3 separate regions of the Homo sapiens genome follow, and regions 2 and 3 are each linked to region 1. Evidence: read pairs that join two places in POLR2A ChIA-PET (ENCODE). Cell type or tissue: MCF 10A. All regions are shown on one strand. Each heading gives the region's core, and the rest is flanking DNA. Links, peaks and the distances in the headings are about the cores only. Region 1 has its middle 33 kb from the start of FBLN1. Region 2 overlaps FBLN1 (fibulin 1). Region 3 overlaps FBLN1 (fibulin 1).

Evidence for each region. ChIA-PET counts read pairs that join two places held together with the same protein. Peaks named below come from ENCODE experiments on the same cell type or tissue, not always from the same donor. Only the 100,000 strongest peaks of a DNase experiment are listed, where the experiment ranks them.
Region 2: POLR2A ChIA-PET joins it to region 1 with 26 read pairs; 4 of 35 experiments call an interaction of 5 or more read pairs at or near these places.
Region 3: POLR2A ChIA-PET joins it to region 1 with 25 read pairs; 6 of 35 experiments call an interaction of 5 or more read pairs at or near these places.

The regions. Positions count from the first base shown.
Region 1 is chr22:45,465,201-45,475,046 of GRCh38, reverse strand. No RefSeq gene overlaps it. Among named protein-coding and RNA genes, the nearest start is that of FBLN1, 33 kb to the left of the region's middle. In MCF 10A, for the core only: no CTCF peak of the experiment used is centred there; DNase peaks (open chromatin) are centred at 5,116 and 5,996.
Region 2 is chr22:45,531,187-45,541,032 of GRCh38, reverse strand. FBLN1 (fibulin 1) reads right to left here. Exons shown (of 17, transcript NM_006486.3): 5 at 9,709-9,768; 6 at 7,869-7,970; 7 at 7,135-7,272; 8 at 5,696-5,833. Among named protein-coding and RNA genes, the nearest start is that of FBLN1, 33 kb to the right of the region's middle. In MCF 10A, for the core only: no CTCF peak of the experiment used is centred there; a DNase peak (open chromatin) is centred at 3,142.
Region 3 is chr22:45,549,090-45,558,935 of GRCh38, reverse strand. FBLN1 (fibulin 1) reads right to left here. Exons shown (of 17, transcript NM_006486.3): 14 at 8,321-8,444. Among named protein-coding and RNA genes, the nearest start is that of FBLN1, 51 kb to the right of the region's middle. RefSeq lists enhancers at 4,980-5,089, 9,778-9,846. In MCF 10A, for the core only: CTCF peaks have their summits at 4,992 (motif pointing right) and 6,312; DNase peaks (open chromatin) are centred at 5,045 and 5,365.

The sequences.
Region 1 (9,846 bases), core at 2,231-7,230:
TTGGCCCGGTGTGGTGGCTCATGCCTGTAGTACCAGCACTTTGGGAGGCCAAAGCGAGTAGATCACTTGAGTTCAGGAGTTCGAGACCAGCCTGGTCAGCATGGCAAAACCCCGTCTCTACTAAAAATACAAAAATTAGCTGGGCATGGTGGCAGACGCCTGTAATCCCAGCTACTCAGGAGGCTGAGGCACAAGAATCGCTTGAACCCGGGAGGCGGAGGTTGCAGTGAGTTGAGATCGCACCACTACACTCCAGCCTGGGCGATAGAGTGAGACTCCATCTCAAAAAAAAAAAAAAAAGAAAGAAAGAAAAGAAAAGAAAAAGAGCAGGGAATCACCTGGGGTGATTCACAACAGGTAGAGTGGGTGGGCATTCGTCCATTCAAGAACCTGGGACAAAAGCTTCAAGCAGACCTTATGTGGAACCACAGAGCCAAGCCTGGATTTTCAATATGATACGCTGGAAAATTCCATAAACCTCATTTGAGTCATTTAAGTTATATTAAAGGAAATCAAAAGCACAGAAAAACAGGGGCCCAGAATCCAACCACCCAGCCCACCAAGCTTCATTTTTTTTCTTTTTCTTTTTTTTTGGAGATGGAGTCTCGCTGTCTCCCAGGCTGCAGTGCAGCATCCGCTCACTGCAACCTCTGCCTCCAGGGTTCAAGTGATTCTCCTGCCTCAGCCTCCCAGATAGCTGGGATAACAGGTGTGAGCCACCTCGCCCGGCCCAGCAGGCTTCGTTTGTCCACGTTTCCCTCTAGCTCTGGTTTGCTTGCATGGAGGCTTTCTGCAGCTGCAATCCTAGTGTCCGTGCAATTGTGCTTTTAGTGCTTTCACTTAAGCGTGATTTTTTTTTAAAAAAGCAAGTATGTGGATAAGCTATTAAGAGACATTCTTTTTCTACTTTTTAAATCGGAACACTTAGTAGATCATCACAGGCCAAAGTTCCCACTGCCACAATTAGAAAAAGCTGAATAAATAGCAAAAAACATACTTTGAAAGACATCAAAGAGCTGTGGAGGCAATGCGGCTTAGGTTAGATAAGACTCTAGTGCTGGGAGGCCCTGAGGTGAGCGGTGGGTCTCCAGCTGTTTTTTTTTTGTTTTGTTTTGTTTTTTATTTTTCCTGAGGGCTGAGGATTGGGCTTCTCAAGGCAGAAAGCCTTTGCAGGGTGGGGGAAGCAGCAGATATTTCAGTGGTCACATGGGAGAGTGTGCTAAGGACACTTGTGGGAATCTGGCCTGTTCTCCCTGGAGGTACATTTGCTGGGTTCTGGTGCCGGAAGCTGGGGAGTGGGGAGGAAACTTTTTCTAAAGGGCAGAATTGTGCTTAGGGAACAAAAGATCAGCCCTGGGAGGAGACCTGTCTCAAACACACTGCCAATGTCTCCTCCCCAGACACTTGCCAGATTTTAAGGCTACTTGGGAAGAACGGGGAGAGCTAGGCTGGAACCTCTGATGGACAGAGCTGCTGTCTTGTCATCTTTTAGGGCTGAGGAGACAAAGGCCCAGGGGGTTCTCAATAAAGAGACTATGGGCCGGGCATGGTGGCTCAAGCCTGTAATCCCAGCACTTTGGGAGGCCGAGACAAGCCGATCACCTGAGGTGAGGAGTTCGAGGCCAGCCTGGCCAACATGGTGAAACCCCGTTTCTACCAAAAATATAAAAATTAGCTGGGCGTGGTGGTGTGCAACTGTAATCCCAGTTGCTCAGGAGGCTGAGGCACGAGAATAGCTTGAACCTGGGAGGCGGAGGCTGCAGTGAGCCAAGATGGTGCCATTGCACTTCAGCCTGGGTAACAAGGTGAGATTCTATCTCAAAAAAAAAAAAAAAAGAGAGAGAGACTATGAAGGCATGGTCTGGAAACAAGGACACCCTGGACATAGGTTGAGTATGATGAGAACTATGGCCCCGCCCCTTTACTGCTCAGTTTCTGATTAGAATGAGGTGAAAAGCCCCTTCATACTGGTTATCCAATAGGGCTAGTTTGTATACAGCTTTTTTCACTTAAGCATGAATATTTTTAGGAGGTGAAGAGGACCCATCTCTGGAGCGAATGACATCACCTAGAGCCTTCTTCCTTCTTATATACAATGTTCAGCACCTCATTAAAATCACTAGACATGAAAAGAGTCAGATGCAGATATTAAAGTTAGTAGACAAGGACTTTAAAATAATAATGAGGCTGAACACGATGGCTCACGCCTCTAATCCCAGCACTTACGGAGGCCAAGGTGGGAGGATCACTTGAGCGCAGGAGTTTGAGACTACTCTGGGCAAGACCCCATCTCCACAAAAAATTTTTTTAATTAGCTGGACATGGTGGTTTGTGCCTATGGTCCCAGCTACTAGGGAGGCTGAGGTGGGAGAATCCCTTGAGCCCAGGAGTTTGAGGCTGCAGTGAGTCATGATCCTGTCACTGCACTCAAGCGTGGGGGACAGAGTGAGACATTGTCTCTACAAATAAATAAACAAAAAGTCAATAAAAGTAATAATGATTAATGTGTCAAATAGAAGAAATACAGATAAAATAATAAAAGTTATATTTTTCAATGAGAAATTGGCATCTTTGAAGAAAAAGAATGAAATTAAAATTCTAGAACTAAACAATTAAGAACTTAAGGGGACCAGGCATGGTGGCTTATGCCTGTAATCCCAGCACTTTGGGAGGCTGAGGCGGGTGGATCAATTGAAGTCAGGAGTTTGAGACCAACCTGGCCAACATGGTGAAACCCCGTCTCTACAAAAAAATACAAAGATTAGCCGGGCATGGTGGCTAATTCCATGATGTAATTCCAGCTACTTGGGAGGCTGAGGCCTGAGAATCACTGGAACCCAGGAGGTGGAGGTTGCAGTGAGCTGAGATTGCGCCACTGCACTCCAGCCTGGACAACAGAGTGAGACCCTGTCTCAAAAATTAATAAATAAATAAATTAAAATAAAATAGTACTGCCTGAGACTGGGTATTTTATGAAGAAAAGAGGTTGAGTTGACTCACAGTTCTGCAGACTTAACAGGAAGCATGACCGGGAGGCCTGAAGAAACTTACACTCATGGTGGAAGGAGAAGGGGAAGCTGGCACGTCTTACCATGGCAGAGTAGGAGCTGTGGAGATGGGCAGAGTGCCACACATTTTTTTTTTGAGACAGAGTGTCCCTTTGCCACCCAGGCTGGAGCGCAGTGGCACAATCTCAGTTCACTGCAGCCTCCGCCTCTCAGGTTCAAGCAATTCTCCTGCCTCAGCCTCCCAAGTAGCTGGGATTATAGGCACATGCCACCTCGCCTGGCTACTTTTTGTATTTTTAGTAGAGACTGGGTTTCACCATGTTGGCCAGGGTGTGGTCTCGAACTCCTGACCTCAGGTGATCCACCCGCTGCCTCCCAAAGTGCTGGGATTACAGGTGTGAGCCACCGTGCCTGGCCAAGTGCCACACTTTTAAACCATCAGATCTTGTGAGAACTCACTCCCTATCACGAGAACAGCAAGGGGGAAATCCACCCCTATAATCCAATCACCTCCCACCAGGCTCCTCCTTCAACACGTGGGGATTACAATTCCACATGAGATTTGGGTGGGGACACAGAGCCAAACCGTATCACCCCTTCAAGTAAGCATAGTCCCAGAATAAAAGGAGAGAGAGAGAGGAACGGGAGCAGAGAAAGGAACAGATTATGGCCAAGAATTTCCAGAAAATAATAAAAGATGACAATCCACAGAATAAAGCAGCTCTACTTAGCCCCAGCAGGATAAACATACAGAAAACCACATTCTAGGGACAGCACAGTCAAAGTGCTGGAAAGCAAGCACAAGGAAAAAGCAGCTGGGGGTGGCGGTGGGCGGGCGAGGACAAAGCACCTTCAAAAGAACGTTGATGAATTGGGGTGGGCAGAGGGGGGGCTAGTGGGGAACGTAGGAGCATCCTTTGCTGGTCACAGAGACACAAAGATGCGCCACACGTGGTCCCCTCCCAAAGGAGCTGACAGGCCAGGAGGGAAACAGGATGGCAATACCTTGGGCTTAGCTTGTGACAGGCAGACACGGGGAGGACCCGGAGAGCGCAGGAGAGGAGACAGGTAACCCAGACTGGGCCTCAAAGTAGTCTCCGCAGAGTGGGAGCTTCTCACCAGAGTTTTGAAGAACAAGTGAGAATGACTTAGGGATGAAGAAGCTTATTCCAGCGGGGAGGGGGGAGGGGGGAGGGATAGCATTAGGAGATATACCTAATGCTAAATGACGAGTTAATGGGTGCAGCACACCAGCATGGCACATGTATACATATGTAACTAACCTGCACATTGTGCACATGTACCCTAAAACTTGAAGTATAATAATAATAAAAAAAATTAAAAAATTTAAAAAAAGAAAAAAAAAAGAAGCTTATTCCAGATAGAAGCCACCAGTGGGTCCTGTCTGCACCAGCCCTCACCCCACCCGGGTGCAGGCCCTACTATCCTAAAGGAGGAGTGTGGGCCGGGCGTGATAGCTCATGCCTTTAATCCCTGCACTTTGGGAGGCTGAGGGGGGCAGATCACTTAAGGTCAGGAATTTGAGACCAGCCTGGCCAACATGGTAAAAACCCATCTCTACTAAAAATACAAAAATTAGCCAGGCGTGGGGGTGAGTGCGTGTAATTCCAGCTACTCAGGAGGCTGAGGCAGGAGAATTGCTTGAACCCAGGAGGCAGAGGTTGCAGTGAGCCGAGATCGTGACATTGCACTCCACCCTGGGTGACAGAGCAAGACTCCATCTCAAACAAAAAGAAATAAAAAAATAAAAATAAAGGAGAGTGTGGAGCATGGCATGGCACAGCCCTACCCAGGAACACAGCGGTGCCAGCACTCTCTTCTGCCCCTCTCAGAAACCTTTCCCTCCAGGCCAAGCAGCTTCTTGGATTTCAGAGCGACATCTCAGTTTGAAAGTCCACTTTGGAAGTGAAAAGCAGTACAACATCCTTTGCCCTGAGGCGTGGATCTTACTTCTGGGGACTGTTCATTTAACACACCTCTTAAAGGCAAATATTTTCAAATAACCTGTCTGGTTGGCAGCAATTAACCACCTCACACTGCTGGGCACTGAGCTAAAGGCTGAAAATTAAGGAACAAACAAGTCCAGGCCTGCCCTTGGGGAGGGAAGATTCTTAATGAGAAACATTTGAGGGCCAACCTTTGGGTACATTGCTTTTGAGCCAATGTGCTGTAATGTGATGTTTTTTTTCTTCCCCTAACGGGGTTAGCTTTAGAAGTATGTTTGGCAAGCACTTTTAACAACCCGCACTGCATCTCAGCACATGTTCATTATTGGCATAAAACAACATTGGAATTGAGACTATCCAAAAGGCATGAAAAAATTTGGAGGTATGTGTAATTTCGTAATGTTATGCCTAATTTCTAATGCCAGTTTTTCAGGTTTAAGTTTTGGCAAGTTAGAGTCACAATGGGGACATAGGCCAAACAAACAAAAAACAAGCCCAAACTAAAAAAGAAAAGAAATATGCATATGTTAAAGACTATCATTATCTCACCGAGACTGAACCCTGAAATCAAAACTGAGACATTCCCCAGAGAACGTGTGTGCTTTTTATGGCAGGCTTTATTCGTGCCTAATCTCTTTTTGCACATGAAAATCACTTTAATAAAACTTCCCCACACATTCGCATTCTAGAAAGAGAGCGTTTGTTGGTGATTCTGAGGTCTTATAACTTCATTTTGATGCCAGGGGATATTTGAAATATGTTTTTAAAACTTTAATGGAAAATGAAACAGATCATAAAGATAGGAGATCTACTTTAGAGGGTCAAGTAAAAATTTGTTCATAGTTAAACAGAATTCATAATGCTTTAGAACTGAACCAAAAACAATTGTTTCTAAACGCTGAAGTCACCACCGAGACTCAAAACCTGGAGCTGGGCTGCCTGGATCCTTCTCTGCTGCAGCAATAGAATATTTCAACTGCTTTTTAAAAACACCACACAGTAATGACTCATTGATCAAGTGAGTTGGAACGAATCTGGAAAATGCCAGTTCCCCGTGAGCAATTGCCCTCCCCAACCCCCCCCGCAATACTGAAGCTTACCACTTCCAGTGACAAGCCTTTGTTCGTTTTGTCAATTTCGAATGGAAAGATTTCCAAAATATAGAAATATCCTTGCTGATACAGTTGGGATATTTGTCCCCACCCGTATCTCATGTTGAATTGTAATCCCCAATGTTGGAGGTGGGGCCTGGTGGGAGGTGTTTGGATCATGGCGGCCAATTTCTCATGAATGGCTTGGGCTATCCCCTTGCTGATAAGTGAGTTCTAACCCCGAGTTTATACAACATCTGGTCATTTAAAAGTGTGTGGCACCTCCCCTTCTTCTCTCTCTCTTTCTCTCTCACCTTTCTGCTTTTGCCATGTGACGTGCCTGCTCCCCTTCACCTTCTGCCATTATTTTAAGCTTTCTGAGCTTCCTGCGTATGATGTACATTGGTTCGGTCCTGTAAGGTGGGACAACTCGAAGTGGGGGCTTCCAGGTTAAAGGTAGACAAGAGACAAAAGGTTGCATTCTTTTGAGTCCTTGACCAGTCTTCCACTGAATACACAATTTAGTCCCGTTCAGTGAATCTGCATTTTTACATAAACGATAGGGAAGAGGAAGCAATCAGATAGGCATTTGTCTCAGGTGAGCCTCAGAGGGATGACTTTGAATGGAATGGGAGGCAGCTTTGTCCTAAGCAGTTCCCAGCTTGACTTTTTCCTTTAGTTTAGTGATTTGGGGGTCCCAAGATTTATTTTCCTTTCACTCACAGAAATCCTTAATGTGATATGATCAAATCAAATCCAGAAATATACAAAAAGGACAATCCATCATGACCAAGTCAGACTGATCACAGAAATTCAAGGTTGGTTTAACACTTGAAAATCAATCAGTGTAAGTCACCACGTTGCCATAAATCATGTAATCATTTCAATATATGCAGATGATATGGTTTGGCTCTATGCTCCCACTCAAATCTCATCTCCAATCGTAATCCCTACATGTTGAGGGAGGGACCTGTAATTCCCACATGTGGAGGGAGGAAGGTGAATGGATCATGGGGCCGGTTTCCCTCGTGCTGTTCTCGTGATAATGAGGGAGTTTTCACGAGATCTGATGGTTTTTTAAGTGTTTGGAAGCTCGTCCTTCATCCTCCTCTCTCCTGATGGCTTGTGAAGAAAGTACTTGCTTCCCTGTCACCTTCCTCCATAGTGTTAAGCTTCCGGAGGCCTCCCCAGCCAGGCTGAACTGTGAGTCAATTAAACCTCTTTCCTTTACAATTTACCCACTCTCAGGTAAGTTCTTTATGGCAGTGGGAAAATGAACTAATACAGCAGAAAAAACACTTGACAAAATTCAACAATCATTGATGCTTAAAAGGTCTCCATAGGCCAGGTGCGGTGGCTCACGCCTGTAATCCCAGCACTTTGGGAGGCCGAGGCCAGTGGATCACCTGAGGTCAGGAGTTCAAGACCAGCCTGGAAAATGCAGTGAGACCCCATTTCTACTAAAAATACAGGCTGGCATGTTGGCTCACTCCTGTAATCCCATCACTTTGGGAGACCAAGGCGAGTGGATTGCCTGAGGTCAGAAATTCAAGACCAGCCTGGCTAACATGGTGAAACCCCATCTCTACTAAAAATACAAAAATTAGCCAGGCATGCTGGCAGGCACCTGTAATCCCAGCTACTCGGGAGGCTGAGGCAGGAGAATTGCTTGAATCCGGGAGGCAGATGTTGCAGTGAGCCAAGATCGTACCATTGCCCTTCAGCCTGGGTGACAAGATTGAGACTTAGTATCAAAAAACAAAACAAAACAAAACAAAACCCAAAAATTAGCCAGGGTTAATGGCGGGTGGCTGTCATCCCAGCTACTCGGGAGGCTGAGGCTGGAGAATCGCTTGAATCCAGGAGGTGGAGGTTGCAGTGAGCTGAGATTGCACTATTGCACACCAGCCTGGGCAACAAGAGCAAAACTCCGACTCAAAAAAGAAAAAGTCTCAATAAACTGGAATGAAAAGGAACTCTTGAACCTGGTCAAGGCGGTCCACATAGACTGACAGTGAACATGCTCAAGGAATGCAGGAAACAGCTGAGTTGTCAGTTCTGTATTTTTAGTAGAGACAGGGTTTCACCATGTTGTCCAGGCTGGTCTTGAACTCTTGACCTCAGGTGATCCGCCCACCTCAGCCTCCCAGAGTGCTGGGATTACAGGCGTAAGCCACCATGCCTGGCCTCTTTTTCTTTTTAAATTATACAGATACAATTTAAAATAGAGATGGGGTCTCACTATGTTGCCCAGGCTGGAGGCTTTTTTTTCTAATATGTGCATTTATTGCTATAAATTTCCCTCATGATATTGCTTTAGCTGTGTCTCACAAATTTTAATATGTTGTATTTTCATTTGTATTCAATTTAATGTGTTTTTCTTACTTCCCTTGAGACTTCCTGTTTGACCCATAGATTGTCTAGAAGTGTGTTGTTGAGTTTCTAAGTATGTGGAGGTTTTCCTGTTATCTTTTTGCTATTAATTTCTTGTTGGATTCTATGTGATTAGAGAGCATACCCTCATGATCTCTCAATTCTTGAAAATTTGTTAAAGTTTGTTTTATGGTCCAAGATATGGTCTATCTTGGTGTATGTTCCCCAGCACCAATTGCTGAAAAGATACCTGAAATGTGAAAGCAGCTTTGGAACTGGGGAACAGGCAGAGATTGGAACAGTTTGGAGGGATCAGAAGAAGACAGGAAAATGTGGGAAAGTTTGGAACTTTCTAGGGACTTGTTGAAAAGCTTTGCCCCAAATGCTGACAGCGATATGGACAATAAAGTCCAGGCTGAGGTGGTCTCAGATAGAGATGAGGAACTTGTTGGGAACTGGAGCAAAGGTGACTCTTGTTATGTTTTAGCAAAGAGACTGGCAGCATTTTGCCCCTGCCCTAGAGATTTGTGGAACTTTGTACTTGAGGGAGATGACTTAGGGTATCTAGCAGAAATTTCTAAGCAGCAAAGCATTTAAGATGTAACTTGGATGCTGTTAAAAGCATTTGATTTTAAAAGTGAAACAGAGCATAAAAGTTTAGAAAACGTGCAGCCTGACAATGCAATAGAAAAGAAAATCCCATTTTCTGAGGAGAAATTCAAGCAGGCTGCAGACATTTGCGTAAATAACGAGGAGCCAATTGTTAATCCCCAAGACAATGAGGAAAATATGAAAAGAACATATGTTCTGCTCTTGTTGGGTGGAGTGTTCTATAAATATTGTTGAGATACTGTTGGTTGATGTTTCTGTTGAGTTTTCTTATTCTATATCTTTGTTGATATTCTGCCTGATTAGTCTATAATTTATTGAGAGAGGGGTATTAAAGTCTCCAAGTATAATTCTTGATTTATCTATTTGTCCTTCCAGTTTTTTTTTTTTTTTTTTTTTTTTTTTTTTTTTTTTTTTTTTTTTGAGGGAGAATCTCACTCTGTCACCCAGGCTGGAGTGGAGTAGCATGATCTCGGCTCACTGCAACCTCTGCCTCCTGGGTGCAAGTGATTCTCCTGCCTCAGTCTTCTGAGTAGCTGAGATTACAGGCACTCGCCACCATGCTTGGCAAATTTTTTTTTTTTTTTTTTTTTGAGACGGAGTCTTGCTCTGTTGCCAGGCTGGAGTGCAATGGCACGATCTCGGTTCACTGCAACCTCTGCCTCCCGGGTTCAAGCGATTCTCCTGCCTCAGCCTCCCGAGTGGCTGGGATTACAGGCGTGTGCCGCCACGCCTGGCTAATTTTTTGTATTTTTAGTAGAAACGGGGGTTTCACCATGTAGGCCAGGCTGGTCTCGA
Region 2 (9,846 bases), core at 3,067-8,066, 65 kb before region 1:
ACCACCTCTCTGGCCCTTCTTCCTGTCCCTAAATCTCCAGCACCTCCATCGTTCGCTGCGCCAAATCGGGACCTGCCTGCCTGGCTTCTCCTGCATTCATCTACTCCACACACTGGGCACGGTATTAAGGAGACAGGTGACTGTCCACGTGGTGCCAGCAACTCTGACTCCCAGCAAGGCTCTAGGCCCCTCCGATGACTGGGCTTCACAGGGCCTATGCTGAGCCAGGCCCACCCGGGAGGTGCCATGGCTCCCTGAGCTCACTGCACGGCAGTCTCCTTCCTTGAGTGGACACATCTCTGACATGGGGACCGTGGGGCATTTACCTTTGATGACATACAATGAGCAAGTGTGAACCCATGAATGGTCCAGGAGGGCCATGCTACACAGGGATACCCTCCTTCTGCTCAAATTCGGAGGAAGAATACACAGATTGCACTTCCTGATAGAGGGAGTGGAAAAGGACCTAAGCATCTAAACATCACCTTGGAGAACCTTGCTCAGACACTTACAAAGCATCTGGTATGGGGGAACAAAGAGAGGGAGTGATGGTGGAAGACCCCTGAGCGTAAGTCAGAAAGGAGGACAGCTGTACCCCTCTCCCTGCCAGCCAAGTCCACCCTCCTCAGTCAAATGAGTCAGCCCTTCGCGCTGACCGTGCAGCAATTTACAGTTTACAAAAGCTTTTACATCCATGACCGCTCTCGAGCACCACAGCCAGCCTGCAAGTGAGGTGAGGCCGGTATCACTATCATTACTGCCTGCACTTTATAAACAGGAAACCAAGGTCCGGAGACTGAATGACTCTGGGCTCATGGCTGAAGTCAGGGGCCAACCAGGGCCTAGGTCTAGAATCAGGGTCTCCTGCTTTCCAGCTCCCTTAAATCAGTGGCCAGCAAATGATGGCCCTTGGTTCAAACCCGGCTTACACCTGCTTTTGTAAATAAAGTTTTATTAGCGTGCAACCAGGCCCACTCTGTTATGCATTGCTCAGGGGTGCTTTTACACTGCAAAAGGCAGAGTTGAGTGGTTGCCACAGAGACTGAAGTTGTTAGTTACCATCTAGCCCTTTAGAGAAACAGCTGGGTGGCCCCTGCCCTGTAACACGAATAAATGCAGCGTTTAGCAGAGCGGTGGCTGCCTTCCCACTGGCGCTGCAGGTTCCTCACTCAGACTAGATTCCCCAAACTCTGTTCCACAGAACAACAGTGTCCCTCAGAACATCGTGCACTCCACAGGGGTAAGACCTGGCTATCAATGAATGAATGAATGGGAATGAATAAACAGACAGCAAATCAATGTAAAGCATAGGGTGAGTTTGGGAACAGGGCACCCGATCTCTCCCTCTCAGGGATTCACATGGGAAAAGCCCAAGCTACCAAGGTCCCCGTTCACTTGGCTTCACCCAGTGCTTCCTAGATTCAGTGGAACCCCTTCCTGCCCCAGGACCTGCCGACATCCCCAGGCAAGGTCAGCCAGGGCACGTGGGAAGCCCTGGCCCATTCCTTCCTCCCCACTCAAGAAGAAAGGCAGAGGCTGGGCGTGGTGGCTCACGCCTGCAATCCCAGCACTTTGGGAAGCCGAGGGGTGGATCACCTGAGGTCAAGAGCTCGAGACCAACCTGGCCAACACGGCAAAACCCCATCTCTACTGAAAATACAAAAATTAGCCAGGCATGGTTGTGGGCACCTGTAATCCCAGCTACTTGGGAGGCTGAGACAGGAGAACTGCTTGAACCCAGCAGGGTGGAGGTTGCAGTGAGCCAAGATTGCACCACTGCACTCCAGCCTGGGTGACAGTGAGACTGTCTCAAAAAAAAAAAAAAAAGAAGAAAAGAAGGAGGGAAAGGGGGAGGCGGGGAGGGAGAGAAGGGGAAGGGAAGGAGGGGGAGGAGGGAAGTGGGAGGGGAGGGGGAGGGGAAGAGGAGAAGGGAGGGGGAGGATGGGAGGGGGAAGAGGAGGAGGAGAAGGAGAAAGGAATACAGCAGCAGGAGGAGGGAATTTGAAGAAAAGAGCAAAGAAAACCCGACAAAGCCATGCTGGTCTCAAAGCCCTCGGTGACCCAACCTTAAGGTTCTAGAAAATTCTCCATGCATGATAGGGGCAGAGACCTCCACTTTCTGGGACCCTGACCCATCCCTTGTACTAGCTCTGCAGGAAGAGCTCTTCTGCTACAGGCAGGAGGCTCGGATGGGCTCTTGGGGCCCCAGGATGGTTCTAGGAGCTCCAGGAAGATGGATTCTGGCTACACAAGGAAATCAACGCTTCCCACCACGGACCATGCTGTTCCTGGGTGAGGGAGCGGGTACCATGGGCAGAGGTGTGGGAGCAGAGGACCCAGGGTGCGTGCTGGGGGACCAGGACCTGACATAGAACCTTTTCAGCCCTCTCCCAGACGGCCTGAAACTACCTTCTATCTTGATGTATTTTCTCCTTAGAAAGACGTATTTCTGCTGATGCAGTCATTTTTAAAAAGATAACATAAAGGTGCTGACATGAAATGATTTCTAAATACCCTGTCAAGTGGGGGGGAAAAGCAAGTGGCAGAACAGTCTGATCCCATTTTCATAAAAAAACAAAAAGTCTCAAGGGAGCAGAGCCCAGAAGGGCTCATGGACCCTGCCAAGAGGCGGGCAGGATTGGCCAGGGGAGGAGCGTTTACTTCCTACACTTAGGTTTTGTTTGCTGATTTATAAGTCAAGACATACATAATTTTTGAAATAAATAGAGATCTTTTAAAACAATGATTCCTGAGCTTGATTGCAAGGATTGAGAGCACATGAAAAGGGGAACCCCATCCTCATCCCAGCATCCCAAGCTAAGGGGACCCTGAGGGAGCTGAACATTTGGCTTTCGATGCTGTCACTGAGGACCCAGGGAGATGGCACGGAACAGCTCAGTGCCGCCAGGCTGGCCTTCAGCCCACAGCCTGCTTGCCAGTCCTGGAAGGACAGTAAGGGGACGGCTCCCGAGCCTCAGCCCATACACAGTGCTGCACCCTGTAGAGAGGAAAGTCAGGGCTAGGTTGAGACTTGCAAACATTGCCTCTTTGTGGAAATCGGGGCTGATTTTGCCATGAGTCAGGGTTTCCATCCTCAGTCGACGCCAGCCTCCTCCGGACCCCCCTTTGAGCAGGCTGCAAGTCTGAGCAGGACTATCCTCCCCGCTGGTCCCGGAGAGCCCATGGCTTCCCTGCTCACCACCCCCTGCGCTGAGCGAAAACCACCCCTCCCTGCTGGCAAGGGACTGGCGAGGGGCCAACTGGCAGCTGAGCCACAGCGCCCCAGCTCAGAAGTCTCCCCCAGGGGATGACAGGGAAGCTGTAACAGAGGAAGGCTGGGGCGGGTTTCAGACGAGGCCCCTGTCCTAAGGGCTCACTGTTCCACTTGTCTTTTTATCTTTTTTTTTTTTTTTGACACAGAGTCTTGCTCTGTTGTCCAGGCTGGAGTGCAGTGGCACGATCTTGGCTCACTACAACCTCCACCTCCTGGGTTCAAGCGATTCTCCTGCCTCAGCATCTTGAGTAGCTGGGATTACAAGGTGCCCACCACCACACCCGGCTAATTTTTGTATTTTTAGTAGAGACGGGGTTTCACCATATTGGTCAGGCTGGTCTCGAACTCCTGACCTCAAGTGATCCACCCGCCTTGGCCTCCCAAAGTACCAGAATTACAGGCGTGAGTCACTGTGCCCGGCCACATCCACTTATCTTTAAATATCTCAGTGGTTAAAAATAATGCAGTGGGGGAAGAGCTCTCTCTCCAAACCACTATTTCAAATAAATGATCAATACAGATTTCGCTAAGGAAAAGTTGAAATCGAAGCAAGATGGAAATGTATACCCCCTTGCTCATGGCAGGGGAGAGGTGATGGGGCCACCCCAGGTGGGGAGGTTCTGACTAGTGTGATCTGTAGCTCGGATTCCTCACCTCTTCTCCTAAAAAGTCTCTCTGACCTCAAAGGCAGGACCCAGGGGCGTCTGCCAAGCAGAGGCCGAGGGAGAGCCGGTGGATCAGGACTTAAGCGCTGACTGCAGCGGCCTAGCCAGGCAGTTAACCTGACAACGGCTGGGGAAAGCAGGACTCACCTCCTGTCTTTCCAGAACCAGTAACCCAGGCCGGCCAGCTCCCCGGCCGCACCCCACACAGCTCCTCTAGCGTGAGCGGTCTTGCCCAGGCCTCCTAAATTCATACTAAGTTCACATGGGATTCTCTCTTTTCATATTAGTATTTCTCTGATATCAGCAATTTCTTTTTTTTTTTCTTTTTTGAGATGGAGTCTCACTCTGTCACCCAGGCTGGAGTACAGTGGCGTGATCTCAGCTCACTGCAACCTCTGCCTCCCAGGCTCAAGCGATTCTGCTGCCTCAGCCTCCTAAGCAGCTGGGATTACAGGCGCCCATCACTACGCCCAGCTAATTTTTGTATTTTTAGTAGAGATGGGGTTTCACTATATTGGTCAGGCTGGTCTCAAACTCCTGACCTCAGGTGATCCACCCTCCTCGGCCTCCCAAAGTGCTGGGATTACAAGTGTGAGCCACCGTGCCTGGCCAGAGTTTCTTTTCTCATTGTGGTGAACTACATGTGAACTACAAATTTTATGTAACACAAAATCTGCCATCGTAACCATTTTAAGTAGACGGTTCAGGGGCATTACTGCATTCACACTGTCGTGCCACCATCACCCCCATCCATCTCCAGAACTTTTTCATCTTCTCAAACTGAAACTCTGCGCCCAGGAAACACTCACTCCCCATCCCCCACCCTGCCCAGCCCCGGCACCTTCCATTCTACTTTCTGTCTCTATGAATTCAAATACTAACACAGACTGTTTTTTATTTTTATATTTTATTTTATTTTTGAGACAGGGTCTTGCTCTGTTGCCCAGACTGGAGTGCAGTAGCACGATCACAGCTCACTGCAGCCTCGACCTCCCTGCTCAAGGGATCCTCCCACCTCAGCCTCCCAAGTAGCTGGGACTGTAGGCATGCGCCACTACACCCAGCTAATTTTTTGTAGTGATGGGGTCTCGCTATATTGCCCAGGCTGGCCTCAAAAACCTGGGCTCAAGCAATCCTCCTGCCTTGGCCTCCCAAAGTGCTAGGATTACAGGCGTGACCCACTGTGCCCAGCCAAGTATTTTTTAAAATAATTTTTTAATAGGCTAAATGCCTGTGGCAGGGAATCACCACTCACCGAGTGCTTCCTGTGTACCAGTACTTCGCAAGTACTCGCCTAATCCTGGCCTCAAGTCTCTAAGCCAGGTATTATGATTACTCCCATTTTATAGAGGAAAAAATTAAAGCTCAGAAGTAATTTTCTTGGGTCACTCTAACTCCAAAACCCAAGCTCTTTAATCTAAACCCAGATCAGCAAACTGTGGTCCTTGGGCCAAATCCAGCCTACTGCCTATTTTTGTAAATAAAGTTTTATTGGAACACAGCCACACCCATTTGTTTACAGATGGCCCTTGGCCGCTTTAGACTATAACAGCAGAGTTGACTATTATGACAGAGACCATATGGCCCACAACGGCTAAAGTATTTGCTCTATTTGCTGTCCAGCCCTTTACACAAAAAGTTTGCCAACCCCTGTTCTGTATACCATGCGGCCCCGCAGATTCTAGAGGCCTGCCCCAAGGCTAGGTCGCTGGCCCCTCCTGGAATAACCCGCTAATCCTGGCGGCACACCTCTTACCAATACAGTTGCCTAGAGCATCTTGTATAAAGCCACTCTTGCACTGTAGCTTGGGTCGGCAGCGGAAGGATCCCAGAGTATTCTGACAGATAAAATCGGGGAGGCAGTTATGAATACCACTCTCACACTCGTCAATATCTGGTACATCATAAAAAAAGGAAATTGTTAGCAAGAGTCCTGCCAGAAGCATCTTACAACACTTTAAAATCACAAGAAAGCTTTTTTCTAATGCGCATTACTCAGACTATAACCCAAAACATTCTAATAGAGAAATCATACACAAAAAAGACTTCACTGAGCCAAATCGTGCTCCAGTTGCTAAAGACTTAAAAAGCTGACTTTTTTTCCCAAGGCTCTTATGAGGCAAACTGTCTGTTATAATAAATCACCCTGGCATTTTCCTGGCAGGTATATATATATTAGTATTCATTCAGGCTAAGTGTATGTTTAGTTTAGATCATAAAGCAATTATCTTAGTGGCAACAAACACAGTCTCTATAAACATATCCATTCTGAAGTCTTCACAATAATCCAGATATTAACAAGGGTTACAGTCATGATGGGATGTGATGGGCTGCCCTTCCCTTGAAGTTCATGGCTGTCAAATGGTCAAATGTGTATACTCAGCTGGCTTGGCCACTGGGCTCTAGGGGTCCAAACCACCCAGCTGGTGTGTGGGGGTGGGGAGGACAGAATTTGCTCTGTGGCCCTCAGATGTCAGAAGGGGTGTGCCATGCTTTGAAGTCACTCTCATGATACAGTGAGTGACATTTTTACACAAGTGGATTTGTCCTTCTGAAAGGCTTGAAACCCTCTGCAAAACTGTGTTCTAAACGATCCTCATCAGAGCCTCCCCATCTGCCAAATAACACCTAAGGCTTGGCGGGGAAAGGCTGGCAGCCAGAAATGCCATGTGTTTATGCAGTGGAAGGGGATATGCTTTGAACTTCAAGGAAGCCTGGATTTGGATGGAAGGCAGCTGTTGTGCAAAAACAGTTGTGGGATTTTTGTTTTTGCTTTTTTTTTTTTTTTTTTTTTTTTTTTTGTAGAAAGTACATGTGAGAACCTGAAATTCATCCCTGGTCTTGATTTTAAATAGTCATGCACTGAGCCTTTTTAGAAACCCAAATCTGCCATCGTTTACTCTGCACCATAAGAACGTAAATCTTTCCTAACAGCTGAACTAGCTGGCACCGGTGCACTACTGTCAACTTTTTCAATGTTCTGAACATTATTGGCAAGCACTTTCACCTTCCATCCCACCTGTCCAGACACCCTGGTGGGTATAACCACCTCCCTCCTGCAGATGAGCAGGCAGTCGCCCAGGCAGCCACAGAGGGCGCAGGACTGCGGGAGCCCAGACCCCAGAGCTGCCCTTCCCACCGCGCCGTATCTACGCCTGGAAGACCAGGTTTGCAGACTCGGAGCGCATGCTGTACCTTTGCAGCTATTGTCCTCTGTGAGCTCATAGCCAGTCCCGCAGCTGCTGTCCCGCTGGCAGCGGAAAGAGCCCACTGTGTTGATGCAGGATTCTCCAAGCCGGCAGCTGTGGCTGCCCGTGATGCATTCATTGACATCTAGGAGAGACCGAGGCAGTGCGGGGGTGACCAGCAAGAACGACCCATCCTAATACATCCTAGAAAGGAATGTGCCAAAGCCACGGTGGAAGTGCTTCCCTGCACCCTCGCAAACTGAGCTCAGGTCCACCATGTGCACATCCGGGCTGTGGACTGCACGGAGTCGAAAGCAGTGATTTCTCTCCCCTGCTAACGTTCATATCTACTGCTTTTTCTGAGACTGTAGTTATGTGGTCCTCAAGAACCCCACGGAGGGGCAGCATCTTCTCCATCTCCCCCATCTCACAGACGCGGGGGCCAGGAGAGGCTGAAGGATGTGCCCAAGGCCACTCAGCAGATCCTGGATCCGGAACCTGGTTAGACCCCAACTCCATCCTCTTTCCCAACCCCAGTGCTTATATTGTCTTGGAGGGAAGTCTCGGCAGGGGCCTCTGCGCTGCAAACTCCAGCGAACACGAGAAAGCGCGTCCTGGGCTGCTCTCCACCCCTGAATGGGGTCTGGGTTGTAGAAGGCAGGCCCTGGTCAGTCCTCCAGCACAGAGCTCCCAAGCACAGTGACCGGCCAGTCCTGCTGGCACCTGGGATAGGGACATTACCTTCACAGGAGACACCATCAGACAGCAGCTGGTAGCCCACGAAGCAGGAGCAGACCACCTCGTCACCCGTGTCTCGGCACTGCTGCTTGCAGGGCCCGCCTCCTGGAAGCACAGCGTGCATGAGCCAGGGATGGACGCACCCAGGCACCGCCTGGTTTCTAGCTCCGTTCAGGCTGGGTCATAGAAAACGCCCTCTGGGCAGACGAACCCAGGAAGGCAGGCTGACCTGGCTGGAGCCCACCTGCTGCCCTACTGGGAGACCCCCAGGCTCTGGCTCTGGACACCCCCCAGGGGCTGCTGCTTCAGGTCCCAACCTCCCCGTCTGGAAAATCAGGTGGTGTGCAGGGTGCCCTTTGTAGGCTGGGGTGGACCTGGAAGGGGCGAAGCAGAGAAGAGCTCACTGCCGGTCACAGACATGGGGGTGTGGGCTCCACGTGGAAGGCCAGGCCCCAACTAGGCCTCATGTACCTGCTCCTCACTGAACTCTCGAGCTGTCCCACTGCTCCAAGCCCACTACCATGGCCTCAGTTCCTGCAGCTGCCCACCTGGCTGTGGCCACAGCCTCCTACCTGGTCTTTCTGCATAGCCCAGAAGCACCCCACAACCTGTTCTTCCTACAGGGTGGCCAGAGTGATGCTCAGAGTGCAAATCTCATCAGGATAAGCCTCAACCAGGGAAAGATTCTACGAGATACACTTCTAACTGCTGCCAGCCTGCCTGCTTCTAGGGCCCCTCTCTCTGGCCCTGTAACCCCACCTCCTTCCCCAGCCCACTGCCTCCCAGTACCCTGCTACAGTGGGTCCGTGCCCTTTACAAGGCTTCAGGTCTCCCTGAGGACCGTTTCAGGGTTATTTTCCCAGCTAATCCCACCTCCTCCTTGCAGACCAGCTCTCCCCTCCCCAGAAAGCTCCTCCCATAGCCCTGAGGCTTGCTGGGGCTCTAGGTCACTCCCTTCCTCCCTCCACCAGGCCCCTGGACAGCGCCCCTGGACCAACTGTCACTGTACACTGACTGCATCATTTAAGAATTAAACTGGCCCCTAATTAACACCCTAACCACAGGGGGAACCACTGAAAGAGCTTGTGAGGCAGATCTGCAGGTCTAGACATGCCAGAATGTTCCATGAAAGAAAAGCAGTTTTATCATATGAAAAACAAACCTGCGAGGCCCTTAGTTAAATGTGCAGACATCTCCCTGTGAGGCAAATGAATATCACCAATGGTGACAGAACCGTGGCTGGGGCTCCAGGGGCACAAAGGCAGGGAACGCTGAGCCCCCTCCTCTCCCCTGAGAGCCTGAGGGAGGCCTCTGTCACCTTCACAAGGCCTGGGGGCTCGGTAACGTGCAGGCTTTCCACACCAGCTCTGGCCCTGGGCCTGGGCCACCCTCCCCAGCAGGGCCTCACCAGGGCCCCTCCTTGGTAAGCCCACCCTTCCCCTCCCCAGCCAGCCCTAGATCTGGAAGGGGAAAGGGAAGGAGGAGCTGGGAGTCCACGACTCCTCAGGGTGGAAGTGGCTCATGGCTGGCTCCCAGCCAAAGGGTACTTTGCAGGGTAAACCAAAGCAAAACCTGGATTCCAACTTCCAGTGAGATCAGCACCGAGATTCCTTGGTTTTGCTTTTTGTTTGTTTGTTTTTTTGTTTTTGAGACGGGGTCCAGCTCTGTTGCCCAGGCTAGAGTGCAAAGGTGCAGTCATAGCTCACTGCAGCCACAACCTCCTGGGCTCAAGGAATCCTCCTGCCTTGGCTTCCCAAAGTACTAGGATTACAGGCCTGAGCCACCTTGCTGGCCCCTTGGGGTTTGTTTAAATACCAACTGATGGGAGACGCCCGAGTCTCACCTCGGCAGCGGTCATTCAGATATGGGTCCTCTTGTTCCTCCTCAACCTCAATGATCTTATCTAAGGGGGAAAAAGACCAAGTCAGACATTTATCCAAACACCCATCTTATCTTAAAAGAAACTCCCAACATTCTCTCT
Region 3 (9,846 bases), core at 3,172-8,171, 83 kb before region 1:
TGGATCCAGTAAGTGAGAAGTAGCAAACACACTGGACTTATTAGTGAGACATTTGCATGCCAGAGGATGGAAAATAAATCTGATAATAAAATTCAGGGACCTTCTACCTCAGTAAAATTTCTAGGGGTCCAGTGGTTTGGGGCCTGTCGAGATATTCCAAGGTGAAGGATAAGTTGCCTGCATTTGGCCCCACCTACAACCAAGAAAGAGACACAACGCCTAGTGGGCCTATTGGATTTTGGAGGCAACACATTCCTCGTTTGAGTGTTACTCCAGCACATTTATCGAGTGACCTGAAAGGCTGCCAGTTTTGAGTGGGGTCCAGAACAGGAGAAAGCTCTATGACAGGTCCAGGCTGTTGTGCAAGTTGCTCTGCCACTTGGGCCATATGACCCAGCAGATCCAATGTTGCTTGAGGTGTCAGTGGCAGATAAGGATGCTGGCTGCAGCCTTTGGCAGGCCCCCATAGGTGAATCACAGTGGCGGTCTCTAGGCTTTCGGAGCAAGGCCCTGCCATCTTCTGCAGATAACTACTCTCCTTTTGAGAGACAGCTCTTGGCCTGTTACTGGGCTTTGGTGGAAACTGAATGTTTGACTCTGGGTCATCAAGTCACCATATGACCTGAACTGCCTATCATGAACTGGGTGCTTTCTGACCCATCTAGCCATAAAGTTGGTCATGAACAGCAGCATTCCATCATCAAATGGAAGTGGTATATACGTGATCGGGCTTGAGCAGGTCCTGAAGGCACAAGTTAAGTTACATGAGGAAGTGGCTCAAATGCCCGTGGTCTCCACTCCTGCCAACTTGCCTTCTCTTCTCCAGCCTGCACCGATGGCCTCATGCAGAGTTCCCTACGATCATCTGACAGAGGAAGAGAAGACTAGGGCCTGGTTCACAGATCATTCTGCACGATATGCAGGCACCACCCGAAAGTGGACAGCTGCAGCACTACTGCCCCTTTCTAGGACATCCCTGAAGGACAGTGGCAAAGGGAAATCTTCCCAGTGGGCAGAACTTCAAGCAATGCACCTGGTTGTGCACTTTGCATGGAAGGAGAAATGACCAGATGTGCGATTACATACTGATTCATGGGCTGTGGCCAATGGTTTGGCTGGATGGTCAGGGACTTGGAAGAAGCATGATTGGAAAATTGATGACAATGAAATTTGGGGAAGAGGTATGTGGATAGACCTCTCTGAGTGGTCAAAAACTGTGAAGATATTTGTATCACATGAGAGTGCTCACCATATCACATAAAAGAGCTCAGCAGAGGAGGATTTTAATAATCAAGTGGATAGGATGATTCATTCTGTGGACACCACTCGGCCTCTTTCCCCAGCCACCCCTGTCATTGCCCAATGGACCCATGAACAAAGTGGCCATGGTGGCAGGGATGGAGGTTACACATGGGCTCAGCAACATGGACTTCCACTCACCAAGGCTGACCTGGATATGGCCACTGCTGAGTACCCAATTCGCCAGTAGCAGAGACCAACACTGAGCCCTCGATGTGGCACCATGCCTCGGGGTGATCAGCCAGCTACCTGGTGGCAGGTTGATTATACTGGACCTCTTCCATCATGGAAATGGCAGAGGTTTGTCCTCACCGGAATAGACACTTACTCTGGATATGGGTTTGCCTATCCTGCACACGATGCTTCTGCCAAGACTACCATCCGTGGGTTCACAGAATGCCTTATCCACCCTCATGGTATTCCACACAGCATTGCCTCTGACCAAAGCACTCACTTTACTGCTAAAGAGGTGTGGCAGTGGGCTCATGCTCATGGAATTCACTGGTTTTACCATGTTCCCCATCGTCGTGAAGCAGGTAGATTGATAGGATAGTGGAATGGCCTTTTGAAGTCACAATTACAATGCCAACTAGGTGACAGTACTTTGCAGGGCTGGGACAAAGTTCTACAGAAGGCCATGTATGCTCTGAATCAGGGTCCAATATTATGGCACTGTTTCTCCCATAGCCAGGATTCACGGGTCCAGGCATCCAAGGGTGGAAATGGAAGTGGCACCACTCACCATCACCCCTAGTGATCCACTAGCAAAATTTTTGCTTCCTGTTCCTGCAACATTACGTTCTGCTGGCCTAGAGGTCTTAGTTCCAGAGGGAGGAACGCCGCCACCAGGAGACAGAACAAGGATTCCATTAAACTGGAAATTAAGATTGCCACCTGGACACTTGAAGCTCCTCCTACCTTTAAGTCAACAGGCTAAGAAGGGAGTTACAGTGTTGGCTGGGGTGGCTGACCCAGACTATCAAGATGAAATCAGTCTACTACTCCAAAATGAAGATAAGTTAGAGTATGCATGGAATACAGGAGATCCATTAGGGCATCTCTCAGTATTACCATGCCCTGTGATTAAGGTCAATGGGAAACTACAACAGCCCAATCCAGGCAGGACTACAAATGACCCAGACCCTTCAGGAATGAAGGTTTGGGTCACTCCACCAGGAAAAAAAAAAAACAAGATCTGCCAAGGTGCTTGCTGAAGGCAAAGGGAATACAGAATGGGTAGTAGAAGAAGGCAGTCATCAATACCAGCTACGAGCCATGTGACCAGTTGCAGAAACGAGGACTGTAATTGTCGTGAGTATTTCCTCCTTCTTTTAAAAACATGGCCAGGTGCTGTGGCTCACGACTGTAATCCCAGCATTTTGGGAGGCCGAGGCGGGAGGATCACTTGAGGTCAGGAGCTCAAGACCAGCCTGACCCACATGGTGAAACCCCATCTCTACTTAAAATAGAAAAATTAGCTGGGTATGGTGGTGCACACCTGTAATCTCAGCTACTCAGGAGGCTGAGGCAGGATAATCACTTGAACTCGGGACGTGGAGGTTGCGGTGAGACAAAATCACACCACCACACTTCAGCCTCGGCAACAGAGGGAGACTCTGTCTTAAAAAACACACAAACAAAAAACAATCAAAAATGTTTGTGCATGTATACACTTGTACTAACAAAAATGACTTCATTTTATTTCCTTTCTCTTTTATCAAGTGACATAAGATTTATTGAATTCACATCAGCATTTAAGTATCGTTAACTTTATATAATAGTATTTGGGTTGGGGATTGGTGAGTTTCTGGTCGTATGAAGTATAGTTATGTTAGGTGTAATTATGATCTTATTATTGTCTTTATTTGAAGATTATGTATGATCTCAGGAGATGTGCATGGGTTCAAGTTGACAAGGGGTGGACTTGTGATGGTTAATACTGAGTGTCAACTTGATTGGATTGAAGGATACAAAGTATTGATCCTGGGTGTGTCTGTGAGGGTGTTGCCAAAAAAGATTCACATTTGAGTCAGTGGGCTGGGAAAGGCAGATCCATCCTTAATCTGGGTGGGCACCAACTAATCAGCTGCCAGCACGGCTACAGCATAAGCAGGCAGAAAAACGTGAAAAGAGAGACTGGCCTAGCCTCCCAGCCTACATCTTTCTCCCGTGCTGGATGCTTCCTGCCCTCAAACATTGGACTCATTTTTTCTTCATTTTTGGGACTCAGACTGCTCTCCTTGTTCCTCAGCCTGGAGATGGCCTATTGTGGGGCCTTGTGATCATGTGAGTTAATCCTTAATAAACTCCACTTTATATATATATTCCATATATATATTCCATTTTATATATATATATATATATTCCATTTTATATATATATATATATGTATATTCCATTAGTTCTGTCCCTCTAGAGAACCCTAATACAGGTCCAAACTTCTTGTGGTGGAGACAGAGACGGGTCCCAACCTCCTGCGGTGGAGACACGGACGGGTCCCAACCTCCTGGGGTGGAGACGGGGACGGGTCCCAACCTCCTGCGGTGGAGACGGGGACGGGTCCTAACCTCCTGCGGTGGAGACGGGGACGGGTCCTAACCTCCTGCGGTGGAGACGGGGACGGGTCCTAACTTCCTGTGGTGGAGACGGGGACGGGTCCTAACTTCCTGTATAGGATGAGCACAGATTCCAACTTCCTGTTACAGATTCTAACCTCCTGTGACAGGATGGAGATCGGTATTATCTTCCGCTACAGGATAGTAACAAGTTCTAATTTCTTGTCACAAGATGGGACAGGGGTCGTCTCCTGTGTACTGAACTCCTGGCCCATCATACTCTGAAGGTGGCTGCCTGAGGAAGCAGGGCCCAGGTGCGGAGCCCCAGAGGACCTGGCCCAGGTGCTCCAGGAAGCCCTGCCATCTGGGCTGTGTCTGGATTCTGAGGTCAGGAGCATCCTCTCGTCCTGGCCTTCTATCACATCTCCCTTTTGGCTTTTTAAGTTTCCATGTCTCGTGCTGGGTTACTTGGACTTGCTTGAGGCATTTATCGAGACTGGGGTCTCCTTTTACCTCCTCTTTCCAGGTTTGTCAGGACTGACAGGAGGCCTTGCATTTACTTGGCTAGTGATCATTCCAAGCTCTTAGAAAGGACTGGCCTGGGAGTCAGGGGCACTGAACGGGGGAGTCCTGCCTGGGAGGGGCCCAAAACAGAGGCAGGAAAGAAGGTGGGCACGGGTGCTGCTGGCGGTGGCCTGCCCCAGAGATGCCCAGGTCCAGGCCAAACGGGAGTGCTCCAGGCGATCTGAGAGCTCTCCCCCAGGGGGGCCTCTGAGGAGCTATGACCAAAGCGTCCGTGAACTGGGGGAGGAGCATGGGACCCATGAGCTGTGCTTCCGGGTGCAGGTGAACTGCGCTTCCGGGTGCAGGGAGCAGGCTGCAAGCAGCAGACTTTCCTTCCACTCGCTCCCTCCACTGTCTCCCATCGTCCTCCCGCTCTACTGGCTGGAAGACAGACGCCCATTGAGGATGCAGAACTTGCTGATAGCTCCGTGGTGTGTCGTAAGGGGCAAGCTTGGCTTTCAAAGTCGGCCTGTCTTACTTCAAAGCTTTTACACACACAATGTATGCACACACACAAGCACGCGCACACGCACACACACCAGCAACTTCAGGACCAGCCTGGATGGGGCTGGTCAGCAGGTGGCGCTAGAGTCGCCCTGGTGGGATTTCGGCTTCCCGCTTCTCTCAGCATGGCGGGTACTAACCAGGGATGGAATTTGTTTTGCCAGAGGGAAGCGGAGGAAAGCAATGGGAGGTGTGCGTGGTGTTCTGGTGCAGCTCCCGCCGTCATCACACACAGCGACTGGTCACTCCTCCCCTGGAGGCTCCCCCTCCGACCCCACACAGTCATTCCTCAGAGCACCCCAAAACCTTCTCTACACTAGGAGTTTCTGGGCTGGCTCCTTCTGGACAAAGAGCAGGGCCTGGGGCACCCGCTATGTGCTTTGCAAATGACTAATGCACAAAAATAAACATGTCCTTGATTTTCCTGGTAAGTCCTGGCTTCAATGATCGTACTTCGCTCTACTCAAACTTTTTAAAACACCAGAAACATAACTGTCTGGCAAACTGCCTGTCAGACTGGGAACGGCCCAAAAATCCCTTTTAGCCAGTGTGTCTAGGTCAGGGACGGGTTGTCATCACTGAATGTATTACAGAGCAGGGCATAGGCGAGCCCGCCCCGTCCCCCCCTGCCACGCAGGCCCTGGTTTCCAGACATGTCCCCTCAGCAGGCCACCCATCCTGGGCCATGTCATGCGTTAGAGGACAATGTGCTCCAACTTGCCAGTTCAACACATTTGACCCTAACACCTCAAGCTCTATGGAAATGATCCTAAGCCACCACACACCAGAGAAAAAAGGCCCTCTAGGCCCCCTCCTTCTCCTGGGAGGCACGGCAGTTCTGGCCACCCCAGGTGCTTGTGGATATCCCTGCCGGCATTTTCCTGACTTTCACACGCTCGTCGTCCGGGAGACAAGCCCCAGGAACTGGCCAAGGCAGGGGGGCCATCGACGGCTCTATCTCTGCCACCGTCCACCGTGTTACACCCTCAGGCCCACAGCTGTTCACTCGTGTCCCATCCCCGGGAAGCGGCAACCAAGGCCACCCGGCTTTGCTCCAGCTTTCTAGACCACAGGTCATCAGGCGCCGGCCCCACTGAGGGGATAAAGAGGATGTGTCCGGCCCCATGAAGGCTGTGGGACAGCTTTGCACACTTCCTCCTGCGGGCAGAAGGGAATTGTGTGGGCAGGACTGTAACAGCCTGGTCCTGTCCACAAGGCCGAGCCCTGTGGTTTGCGGCCCAGCTTCCTGGGTCATGCTCCAGTTACCAGCCCTCGGCCGCCGGGATGTTCCCCAGATGGAAGCCGTCTGAGTGGAGAGAGAGAGAAAGGCACAGCAGCGGACTCTGCAGTCCTGTCTGTCAAGGCTCCCGAAGGAGGCGCTCTTGCTGAGTTGTTAACCACAGAAGCGCCGGCCATGGGTCCCTCCTAAATATGGCTCTTTTAGATTTTAAAAATTGCTTTCTGAAGCTTAGATGAAAAAACGTGTTAAGCAGCTTCGATTTTTGATGAGCAGGAAAAGGGGCTGTAAAATACAAAACTCCAGTCTGAGGGGTTAGCAGTGCTGAGAGGGGGTGGCCCCTCCTCACTATCAGTCCCGGGAGTCCAAGGGCTGGAACAAGCCAGGCGCCCAGCAGCTCAATCCCTTACTGCACAGCACACAGGGCCCAGGTTTCAGGCTGAACTCCCCATTTCACCGCACATGTGTCCATACTCCCGCCGCTTCTGCCTAATTCGCTCCCCCTTCCACCTCCATGCAGGCATGGCCCACTCCAGACAGCCCCCTGCCCACCCTCACGCCCAGCCAGGTGGGGTCCCCTCCTCCCTCCTAGCACACACGCCGAAGGCGGAGCCTGTGCGGGGACAAAGCCCTCTGTGGGCTGTCTACCCAGGTGCCTGCACGCAGTAGGTCCAGGAAGAAACGACTTTCTCCAGCACTGAGGGGTGGCAGAGGCTTCCACAGCCAACATGAGGGGTGGAGCTGGGTTCCCCTGATTTCAGCCATGACCTCAGCACACATGGCCAACCCGCCCACCCTCAGGCTTAGGAGGCGCCAGGGCCCCTGTGCAGGGCAGCCTCCCCCTCTTCGAAAGGTGGTTTCACGACTGTGCGCAAGTTAGAAATCGAGGTCACAACCACAGCCAGCCTCCTGGAATCCTCAAGCCCAGGCGCTGACAAAGGCTGGGGAGAGAGTGAACTTACAATGACAGACGGCTGCACAGCCTGCAGCCAAGGCCATCGAACTTTCTTAATGGCTCAGAGAAGCAGTGTCACTGCCTGGGGCAGGCTGTTGCATAACCATGAGCTCTTCGGGATGCTACAGACTTGCAAACCCAGTTTTGGGGCAGCTTTTTCCTAACCCAAGCTCAGGAAGGAAACAAGATGTTGGGTTTTCAAGCAGACAGAAATCCGTGCTGGGAAACAGGGAAATGGCTGGGCCAGCCAATGAGAATCGCAAAGCCAGGAAGAATATGGAGGGCTGCCAGGGACAACGGGGCTGCTCGGGTACCCAGAAGCCTTGCTATGCCACAAGCCAGGGCAGCTGCCCCTAGGGTCAAGAGGTGGACACTACCACTGACCCTCAGGTCGCGGGGGCAGCTGGCCAAGAGCCCAAGGCAGGCTGAAGGTCAAGGGGCCAAGGCCTCGGAAACAGCTGGCTGCCTGCATCGTGCACTCAGAGTGCTGGGAGAGGTCACAAGTCCACAGTCCTGAGATCGGTCCCAGCATGGAGCTTTTCCTGAAGCAACTGACTGTGGCACTAAATGAGACTTTCTGAATACAATTAGGGGCAAGGGGGATAGGAAGTGGGAACCGTGGTCTCAAGTGGGCGCCGTGATGGCCTAGGAGTGAGTGAGCTTACAAAGACATAGGGGCACGCAGCCCCACGTTTAGGATCTGGAATCTTTGATGCCGTTCCCACACGGTCACCAGGCTGGACGAATTCTGGCTTTCAGGTGGGCACCTAACAACAACGTCCAACAGGTCACATCGGCTCCCTGGCTTTGGGCTGACATGGAGACATTGCTACCTATGCATCTCAGTCAGAGCACGTTCTGACATCTGCATGTTACAGATGAGGAAACTGAGGCCCAGAGAGCTTGCCCAAGGCTTCCACCCTAGGAAAAAAGAGGGCTGTGGTTTCTCCTGGTTCTGTGCACAGCCTTGGCCTGAAAACATGACTATAGACCCCAGACTCATTTGCAGTTACCCCCTTGACTTTCCGAGACCAGTGTCACTAGCATTTAGGGGCTTGAGGGCCAGGGATCAGGTGATCTTTGAGTGCCCTGAGTCCCTCATGGGAGGACACCGAGGTCACAGCCTGATAACCCACCCACCCGGGAACTGGGTCACCAGGAAGGCCAACACAGACAGACGACGATGGCATGGTCCAAGGGACTTACGTGGCTGCGGAGCGGCGGTAGTTCTCAGGGCACTCGAAGGCCAGGCAGCGGAAGCCGCCCTGGATGTTGAAGCAGGTCTCGTTGATGGAGCAGTTGTGGATGCCAGTCACACACTCATCAATGTCTGCAAGAGACCCCACAGCAGCACAGTGAAGGCAGAGGCTGCAGGAGCCATACCCATCTGGAGACGGAGGAGCCCAGGCCTCCCATCAACTAGGGTTAGGGGTGGCGATCAGGCCATCCCTGCCCTCCACTGGCTGATCTTCAGAGCAGCGTCCTGTGCCAGTTCTTACATTTATAGGGTATTTACATTTATAGAGTGTTAACTTATCATTCGCAATCCCTGGAGGGAGCGTGACGATGGTAAAAGTAAACACTACATGATGGGTCCTGGGAGTACCTCGCAAGGATAAGTCACTGAATCCTCCTAAGAACTCAATGAGGCAGATACTGTTATGATCCTCATTTTATGAGGAGCTCACAGAGCTTAAGAGACCTGCCTGAGGTCACACATTTTATAAATGTCAGAGCTGAGCTTTGAACCCGGGCAGGCTGGCATCAGAGTCCATACACTAACTAACCAGAGCCTCTCTGTGGCTCCCGAGGCTCAGCACCCTTACCCTAGGTGTGACTCAACCTCTTAGGAGAAAAGGGCAGGAGCTGCTAGCTCCACACAACAATGAGAAAAACAGCCTTCGAGGGATCATACGTCTTGCCTGTGTGTTGGGGTTGGTGGCTGTTCAGGGTGGACTGGAACCACCAGGTCTGGGACTCCTGGGATGGGGCCTGGGGCACCACACTGAGAGGCCCCTGGAGATGGGGGAGCAGCCCAACTCCCATAGACTCTGGAGCAGCCAAACAGTGGGGCTCAGGGGCTGTCACCAACCCTGGGAGACATCCATTAAGAGGTGCCAAATGCCTGAGCATCGGTGGCAAAAACAACACTCCCCAGCCTCAAAGGCCCGGCTCAGGAATGTGTTTATGCTGAGTCTGGGCGGGACCCCAGGCTGTGGTGAGGGAGCCTGGCCAGGAGAAAAGTCATTTGCTCCGTCAGAAATGCAGACACAACCAGCCTTCCATCCAGAGCCCAGGGCAAGCGGAGGGGGCCTCCCAGGAAACACCGCAGCTCCTGCCTGCCTTTCATCAAAGTCACCTTCCTCATGACCAGAAGCTACATCTGTGGGACCCAGGGGGCTTCCAGAGCCCCAGGATCCACAGTCCTGTGTGGGGCTCCCGAGGAACTGGCTGGACAGCCCCACCTCCATGACTCAGCTTCTGGGCGCAGTGTGTACACTGAGGATCACGCGCTCACAAACATCTACTCAGCACCCGCTGTCAGTGATTGAATGGATGGTTATCAGATGGCTCTGGGGGACACACACTGCCCCCTAGAGCATTCGTAGAAAAGGGGGCTGAATGCAGAACCAATGCCATTGGCCACCATTACTTAGCCGATGCTGGAGCTGACCCATAGCCATGAGTATCCCTGGGCCATCCCACACCAGGCCACGCCATCCCCTGGCCTG